Regions from separate parts of the Homo sapiens genome. Here region 2 is linked to region 1. A link is an interaction called in ENCODE POLR2A ChIA-PET data of the cell type or tissue named here. Cell type or tissue: HepG2. All regions are shown on one strand. Each heading gives the region's core, and the rest is flanking DNA. Links, peaks and the distances in the headings are about the cores only. Region 1 overlaps NDE1 (nudE neurodevelopment protein 1). Region 2 overlaps MPV17L-BMERB1 (MPV17L-BMERB1 readthrough).

Region 1 (4,520 bases), core at 307-4,306:
CTGCTTTCACACATTATCACCGTATTACAAAGAGTCACCAGCGTGGCCCACAGAGCCAGACTCAGTCTCTACAAAAAATAAAAATTAGCAGGGCATGGTGGCGTCGCCTGTAGTCCCAGTTAGGAGGCTGAGATGGGAACACCATTTGAGCCTGGGAGGTTGAAGCTGCAGTGAGCCGTGATTGCATCACTGCACTCCAACCTGGGCAACAGAGTGAGACCCAGCTATCTCAAAAAGCAAAAAAAAAGGAATCTCAATGACTTCTGTTGTTTGTGCCCACAACAATGGGAGAGCAGCATGTACTTGGTTTACACAACAGTCAATTATTCTGAATTTTTGATCCAGGACTCTCCGTTGTAGCATGGAGACAGAAAGAACATTCCAATCTCTGGGTTTAAAAACAAAGACAGGCCGGGAGCAGTGACCCACACCTGTAATCCCAGCAATTTGGGAGGCTGAGGCAGGTGGATCACCTGAGGTCAGGAGTTCAAGACCAGCCTGGACAACATGGTGAAACCCCGTCTCTACCAAAAATGCAAAAAAAAATTAGCCGAGTGTGGTGGTGCGTTGTCTATAATCCCAGCCACTCGGGAGGCTGAGGCAGGAGAATCGCTTGAACCCAGGAGGCGGAGGTTGCAGTGAGCAGAGATTGTGCCACTGTTCTCTAGTCTGGGCGACGAACAAGACTCCATCTCAAAACAAACAAACAAAAACTAAGACAGAAGGGAGGGAGAAGATGGAGGAAGGGAAAGGGAGAGAAAAGGAGAGGAGAGAGACAGAGAGGGAGATCTTGTTAATTACCAAAGAAACAGTCCAGCGCACTTCTCAATGATTCCCTGTTGCCAGCTGCAGCAATAACATCCATTACATACTTATTCTGTGCTGGCCTCCAGGCTAAGTACACTTCCTATGTTGTCTCGTTTAATTCCACTTCAGAGACATGAACACTGAGACTCAATTACTTAACTAGCCCAGAATCAACCAGTAGCAAATGACTGGGCCAAGACCAAACCCCAGCCTCCTGAGCAGGTGTCCTTAAGCAATTATGCTAACCAGCCCTAAACCATCTCAATCCAGATCACCTGCCCGTTCCCGTGCTCTCTCGATTCTATTCCTGCTCTGCTTCCAAATTACTTTCCTTCACCAAACACCCAGAGCCAGGTGCGGTGCCTCATGCCGCAATCCCAGCACCTCAGGTGGCAGAGGCATATTAGCCTAGGCAACATAGGAAGACTCCATCTCTACAGAAAATTTAAGAACAGCCAGGCGTGGTGGCATGCACCTGCAGTCCTAGCTATGGGGGAGGCTGAGGTGGGAGGACTGCTTGAGGCCAGGAGGTTGAGGCTCCAGTAAACTATGATCATGCCACTGCACTCTAGCCCAGGCCAACGCTTAAAAAAAAAAAAAAAATCACCAGCCTGGGGCAACATGGCGAAACCAAAATACAAAAATTAGCCCGGCATAGTGGTGCACGGCTGTAGTTCCAGCTACTTGGGAGGCCAAGGCGGGCAGATCACTTGAGGTCAGGAGTTTGAGAACAGCCTGGCCAACACGGTGAAACCCCCGTCTCTACCAAAAATACAAAAAATAGCTGGGTGTGGTGGCAAGTGCCTATGGTCCCAGCTACCCGGGAGGCAGGGGAATCGCTTGAGCCCGGGAGGCGGAGGTTGCAGTGAGCCAAGATTGTGCCCCTGCACTCCAGCTTGGGTGACAGAGACCCCATCTCAAAAAAAAATCAAAACCGAAAACACAAAACACCCATCCTAGATTCTACAAACATAAGAGAAAACACTTCCCACAAGAAAGGCGCAAGGTCTAATTTAAAAGTTAAAAAAGGCCAACTTCTCTTTACTCAATCAAGTAAACAAAGCCGTTGCTAGAAAGTCCGGATGCACCCAGGGTGATGTAATGGTGCCTAGGCCAGAGAGGCGTGGCGAGAGCCATTGTGCAAGAAGACTCCAAAGAAAGAACAAACAGATGATTTACAGCGTTGGAAGGATGAGGAGGGCGGACCACATCCCTGCTGCCGCCCGCAGCACCCTCCCCATTTCCTGGCTGTAAGCAGAGAAGTATCTGCACCCAGCAAGTAGAGGCAGACCAGGCCCTGTTCCCAGGCGTGGCTCTCATCGCCTCACACCCTTTATTTGGGAACATCTCCAAATAAAACAGGATCTTAAGTCATTAACCTAAATTCAAACGCAGGCTCCAGGAGGACGCAGCGAGTGGGCTCCACCGACTGCACTGGCGATTGAGAGATCTCCTCGGAACCTGTGGACATGAAAACCTGTTGCTGAAATGTTGTGCTGCCATTTGGGGCTAATTCGAATAAGCTGTCAGCTGATGGGGGCATCAATAGATGCTCTGTTTGGTCCCTTAAAGGCTTTTTCATTCAACCCGTGATGAATAAGCCAGTTGTTAAGAAGTCCGGCCCAGCTGAATATATTTCTCTTAGGTGACTGACAAATACTTGCTGGTGGCAGGGTCCTCGTTATTCCAAGGTACCCTGTTTCTTCACTGTGCTGTGTGCTCTGAGTCTCCTGCATCTGACATGTGGCTGCAGTACAGTGGCGCAATCTCAGCTCACTGCAACCTCCACCTCCTAGGTTCAAGCAATTCTCCTGCCTCAGCCCCCGAGTAGCTGGGACTACAGGTGTGCGCCACCATGCCCAGCTAATTTTTTTATTTTTAGTAGAGACGGGGTTTCACCATGTTAGCGAGGACAGTCTCAATCTCTTGACCTCATGATCCGCCCGCCTCGGTCTCCCAAAGTGCTGGCATTACAGGCATCAGCCACCACGCCAGGCCCAAGAGCTCAGTCTTGAAGCAGAGAATTACTGAGTAATTCTCTTGATATTTTACTCAGGATCCATGGAGGGCCTGTTATCCTCTCCAAACTGCAGTTCATACCACTAATCTTCCTCCTACCCAGCTTTTCAACCCAGAGTCCCCTTCAATTTAGGAACTATAATCAGCCAGGCGCAGTGGCTCACACCTGTAATCCCAGCACTTTGAGAGGCCGAGGCAGGCGGATCACTTGAGCTCAGGAGTCCCAGACTAGCATGGGCACATGAACCCGTCTCTACAAAAAATAACAAAAATTAGCCAGGCGTGGTGTGGCAGGTGCCTGTAATCTCAGCTACTTGGGAGGCTGAGGTGGGAGGATCACTTAAGCCTGGAAGTCAGAGGTTGCAGTGAGCTGAGATCACACCACTGCACTCCAGCCTGGGTGACAGGGGGAGACTCTGTCTCCAACAGCAAAAACAACAACAACAAAAAGAACGATAATCATTGCTCATTGTGTGTAGCAGGTGTTCAGCTGTTAACAAATGGGTGAAGTGGGCCAAGTACAGGGAGAGGCAGATGACACTAAGGTCTCCGTGTCACGGATATGGGGATTGGGGGAAACTCAACAATGTGTGTTCTAAACAACCACTACTCAGGTTTTTTATTTTTTAACTTTTGCTCTGTCACCCAGGATGGAGTGCAATGGTACAATCATAGCTCACTGCAGCCTCAACCTCCTGGGCTCAAGCAATGCTCCTGCCTCAGCCTCTTGAGTAGCTTAGACTACAGGTGTGCACTACCATGTCCAATGAATTTTTTATTTTTATTTTTTTGTAGAGACAGAGTCTCGCTATGTTGCCCAGGCTGGCCTTGAACTCCTGGTCTCAAGCAATTCTCCCTCCTCAGCCTCTCAAAGGGCTGGGATTACAAGTATGAACCACCATGCCTGGCCAGAAATCCATCTTTTTACAGGAAGCTTTACAAATTTTGATGGATGGGGGAATATATATAATAAAAGGCAAGTAAGTAGGGGAAATATTATTGGTAGAGCCTAGGTGGTGGTGGATACACAGGTATTCACTGGAAATTCTTTCAGCCTTATATGCTGGAAAACGTTCATGGGGAAATGCTGAACAAAAACCCCTGAAGGCGATCAAACAACACCTATGGGGCAGATGGATCTGCAGACGGCCAGCTGCACTCTGTGGTCTCCAACAGAAAGCTTCAGCTTCAATGACCACCTTCAACGTGTCTGGGACCTCTCCTCCGCCCTGCCCCAAACCCCCAATCCATTTGTTGGTCCCACACCCTTTCCTATACATTAGTAAAGCTGGGCTTGCCAAGGTCCACCCGACACCCATTCTTGTCCACGTCTGTGATGGGTACAGATCAACTCTCCTTCAGCCCCATCTCCCCAAGCACCAAGTGTCAGCAACACATACACCTACAAACACCCTCCACACAGCCTCCCTCAACCCATGCAGTCCTTTCTTTTTCTTTCTTTTTTTTTTTTTTTGAGACAGAGTTTCGCTCTTGTTGCCCAAGCTAGAGTGCAATGGTGCAATCTCGGCTCACTGCAACCTCCGCCTCCCGGGTTCAAGTGATTCTCCTGCCTCAGCCTCCCAAGTAGCTGGGATTACAGGCACATACAACAACACCCAGCTAATTTTGTAGTTTTAGTAGAGACAGGGTTTTGTCATGTTGGTGAGGCTGGTCTCAAACTCCCAACCTCAGGT
Region 2 (4,264 bases), core at 265-4,264, 270 kb after region 1:
AATAACTTTAAGATTTCTATGTCAAAATATTGGACCCTTCTGTCAACCAAACTGGAGCTCTAATTTAGGAATAGTTTAATAAAAATGTACTTAATGTTGAGGTGGGAGAATCACTGGAGCACAGGAGTTCAAGGCCAGCCTGTGCTACATAGTGAGACTCTGTCTCTACCAAAAAATTTAAAAATAATTAGCTGGGTGTGGTGGCACATGCCTGTAGTCTCAGCTACTCAGGAGGCTGAGGTGGGAGGATCGCTTGAGCTCAGGAGGTCCAGGCTGCAGTGAGCCATGACCATGCCACTGCATTCCAGCCTGGGTGCCAGAATGAGACCCTGTCTCGAAAAAGGTTTTTTTAATTAAAAAAAAAAAAAAAAAAAAAAAAATATATATATATATATATATATATATATACACACACACATACAAAAAAATCCTGATGTGATTAAACACGTGTCAAATTATCACATGTATATGAAAATATGTACTTATATGTGTCAATTAAAAGATTTTTTAATCTTTATAAATATAAACACAAAACATATATTTTTATACACATATATATACATATATACACAAAAATATAGTGATTACATTTTCAAACGCCTATCTTACCAGATAGGTATTCCAGAATTTCTGTTTCAGGTCCAAAAATATGTCATCCTTTCCTTGGAGAATGCTCATACCTATTTGCAAAACCCAAAAAAAATTTTAAAAGATTCAGTAGAGTACCGTATAACAGTTCATGTTTAAGTTTCCCATTCCAAAATGCAAAGTAACCATCACTATCATCCAACAATATGACCCTCTGACCCAACAGTGAAAAGAGAACATAGACAGGCGCCGTGGCTCAAGCCTGTAACGGGAGGCCGAGGCAGGCAGATTGCTTGAGTCCAGGAGTTAAGAGACCAGCCTGGGCAACAGGGCAAAACCTCATCTCTACAAAAAATACAAAAATTAGCCAGGTGTAGTAGCGTGCCTGTAGTCATAGCTACTCAGGAGGCTGAGGTGGGAGGATCGCTTGAGCCTGGGAGGTGGAGGCTGCAGTGAGCTGTGATCATGCCACTGCACTCCAGCCTGGGCAACACAGCAAGACCCTGTCTCAAACAAAAAAAAAAAAAAAAAAGAAAACATAATCTCCACTCTAAAACTAGATAAATTTTAAAGGAATGATAAATACGAAGTGAGAATAGCAGAGTATAAAAATTATAGCAGAACGATTATTTTTTCAAAAACTAACAATTCACAAAAACAATCAGGTTACAATAGTGGGTCTATTGGTTACTTTCTCTACCTTCCAAACATTTTGTGAAATGTTGAACATTTGAACATTTTGAAATTTTAATTTCTGTCTTTTTAAAAAAGCTAGTGGGCTGGGCGCGTGGCTCATGCCTGTAATCCCAGCACTTTGGGAGGCTGATCTGGCAGATCACCTGAGGTTGGGAGTTCAAGACCAGCCTGACCAACATGGAGAAACCCCGTCTCTACTAAAAATACAAAATTAGCCAGGCATGGTGGCATATGCCTGTAATTCCAGGTTCTTGAGAGGCTGAGGCAGAAGGATCGCTTGAACCCAGGAAGTGGAGGTTGCGGTGAGCCAAGATTGTACCACTACACAACCCAGGATTTGGAGGTTGAGGTGAGCCGAGACTGCACCACTGTGCTCCTGACTGGGTGACAGAGCAAGACTCTATCTCAAAAAAATAAAAATAAAAAAAGGCCAGTGGACCCAAATACTCTGGCGACTACAAATTTTCCATCAGTATTACCCTATTCAAAATTTGAAAGTGGAACACCAATTCACCCTTCCTAAAAACACTTTGATCTTCAATATCCCTGAAGAGAAATTCACAGCCTGGGCAATATATCAAGACCTTGTCTCTACAAAACTATTTAAAAACCAGCCAGGTATAGGGGTGCGTGCCTGTAGTCCCAGCTACTCCAGAGGCAGAGGTGGGAGGATCGCTTGAGCCCAGGAGGTCGAGGCTGCAATGAGCTGTGATCACATCACTGCACTTCAGCCTGGGGAATAGAGTGAGACCCTGTCTCAGAAAAAGAAAAGGAAAAAAGTAACAATAAATTCAGGTAGCAAGGCAAAGCTCTCCTATTTTAGGAAGGTTGTAAAACTGAGAGTACTTTAAAAATTCTTTCCAATCCCTGATTAGGAGGGAGGGAATATAAGAGCTTTATTAGTTAATTACAGACGATTCTTACATGACCCAGCAAAATATTGGTAATACTGTGTTCCACTTACCCAGCATTAATTAAATGCTATGTAGTTTACGTGCCTCATTTCATGTGCCCCTCCTTACAATTCGCTAAGGTGGGTAGAGTTACAAAGGAGGAAAAGAGCTTAGAGAGGTTAATAGCGGACAGAGTTCAACCCAGGTGTCTGATTCCCAAGCCAGAGTTGTTAATCTGTTACGACTCTGGTTCCCCAAGGTAGCCCCAGCACAAAGATCAATTGATTCCTGCAATTTCCATGTAAAGCCTTACGCAAACCTCCACTCTATCCCCTTCCACTTCCCCTTTCATTGAAATGTGAGGTAAGGGAAACTGAACCAGAAAAACTGAAAACCGGCCAGGTGAGGTGGCTCACACCTGTAATCCCAGCACTTTGGGAGACCGAGGTGGGCAAGTCACTTGAGGTCAGGAGTTCGAGACCAGCCTGGCCAACTTGGCGAAACCCCGTCTCTACTAAAAACACAAAAATTAGCCAGGCGTGGTGGCGGGCACCTGTAATCCCAGCTACTCAGGAGGGGCAGGAGAGGCAGGAGAATCGCTTGAACCTGGGAGGCTGAGGTTGCAGTGAGCTGAGATTGTGTCATTGCACTCCAGCCTGGGCAACAAGAGCAAGACTCCGTTTCAAAAAAAAAAAAAAAGAAAGAAAGAAAAGAAAAACTGAAGACCAAAGCAAAGCTGCAATCTGGCCAGGAATCTGTATCAGAGAGCTTGGCCTGGACTTAGGTTCAAGTCTTGTTAGTAACTCAGCATCTTTCAGTTTCAGGCAAACTGTCAAACTTCCCACCATGAGAGCATCAAGTGCCTGGATTGTGTTGTCTTTGGGTGAGTCACAGAACCCCTTTGAGACTCAGTTTCCTCATTTGTAATATGAGAGTATTAAGAACAATCTCAAGTGTGAGGGCTCACGCCTGTAATCCCAGCACTTTGGGAGGCCAAATGGGCAGATCACTTGAGGTCAGGAGTTCGAGACCAGCCTGGCCAACATGGTGAAACCCCATCTCCATTAAAAATGCAAAAATTAGGTGGGCATGGTGGTGTGCATCTGTAATCCCAGCTACTTGGTAGGCTGAGGCAGGAGAATTGCTTGAACCTGGAGATGCAGGTTTCAGTGAGCTGAGACTGGGCCACTGCACACTCCAGGCTGGGCAATAAAGCGAGACTCTGTCTCAAAAAAAAAAGAAGAAAAAGAGAACAATCTCACTAGTTGTTTGAGGATTAAATAGCATTCTGGTCCCCTACCCCTTCACCAGTGTACCAGGTTCCTGTAACAGGTGCTAGGAAGCTGTTTGCAAATCTAGTCTGCAAATCACACACCGGGCACAGGCACAGACCTTCTGATAAAACAGGAGGCCCTAGCTCTCAGGCTGCCTGCTCTCCTGACCCACTGACCCCGTCAGCCATGTAGTTGGCCGCAATGACAACAGGCAACCAGGTGGTTTGTGTTTCTGGTGGGGTCTGTAGGGAAAGGAAGTGAATCCAACTCTTAAAAATAAGGCACACGGGGCAGGGTAGGTTTCTTCAAGATGGTGGCTTGTCTGACTTCAACCTGGTTTAGAAAGCACCAACAGCCCTTAGGAGAAGTTCCCTCCCATTTGGGGGGAGATCTGTGATCCCCAATCCCAAGGTCAGGCTTGAGACCCGTAGAGATTTTCTCCCCAGTTACCCACCCCATCCCCTTCAAGGCTCTAGAAATCGCAATGATGCTAGAGGCCACAGGGCCCCTCCTGTGAGCAGACGGGGGATCTCCAAAGATGACAAGAATTTAACCAACTTGAGCGATCAGCCTGTTTTACAGCCTCCTGACCTCAACCTGTTCTTCCCCAACCCTGGGCGGAATGAGGTCACCCTGTTTGTTTAAATCAGCTCCTAAGTGACCCCAGGTTACTTGTAGATGAACCCAAGTTAACTCTCCTCATTACCATGCTAAAGTCTTCACCCCGGGAGAAGCTATAGCTTCACGACTATAACCTATGCAACCTATGCAGCCTATGTGCTAGCATCATGACTCACTGGGACCCCTACTCTA

What was found. ChIA-PET counts read pairs that join two places held together with the same protein. Peaks named below come from ENCODE experiments on the same cell type or tissue, not always from the same donor. Only the 100,000 strongest peaks of a DNase experiment are listed, where the experiment ranks them.
Region 2: POLR2A ChIA-PET joins it to region 1 with 5 read pairs; 2 of 35 experiments call an interaction of 5 or more read pairs at or near these places.

Annotation. Positions count from the first base shown.
Region 1 is chr16:15,670,438-15,674,957 of GRCh38, reverse strand. The region is part of intron 3 of NDE1 (nudE neurodevelopment protein 1); the gene reads right to left. Among named protein-coding and RNA genes, the nearest start is that of NDE1, 22 kb to the right of the region's middle. RefSeq lists an enhancer at 1,423-2,164. In HepG2, for the core only: no CTCF peak of the experiment used is centred there; DNase peaks (open chromatin) are centred at 1,927 and 2,407.
Region 2 is chr16:15,397,203-15,401,466 of GRCh38, reverse strand. The region is part of intron 1 of MPV17L-BMERB1 (MPV17L-BMERB1 readthrough); the gene reads right to left. MPV17L (MPV17 mitochondrial inner membrane protein like) reads right to left here. Exons shown (of 4, transcript NM_001128423.2): 2 at 610-680. Among named protein-coding and RNA genes, the nearest start is that of MPV17L-BMERB1, 3.6 kb to the right of the region's middle. In HepG2, for the core only: no CTCF peak of the experiment used is centred there; a DNase peak (open chromatin) is centred at 2,436; H3K4me3 peaks cover 884 bases.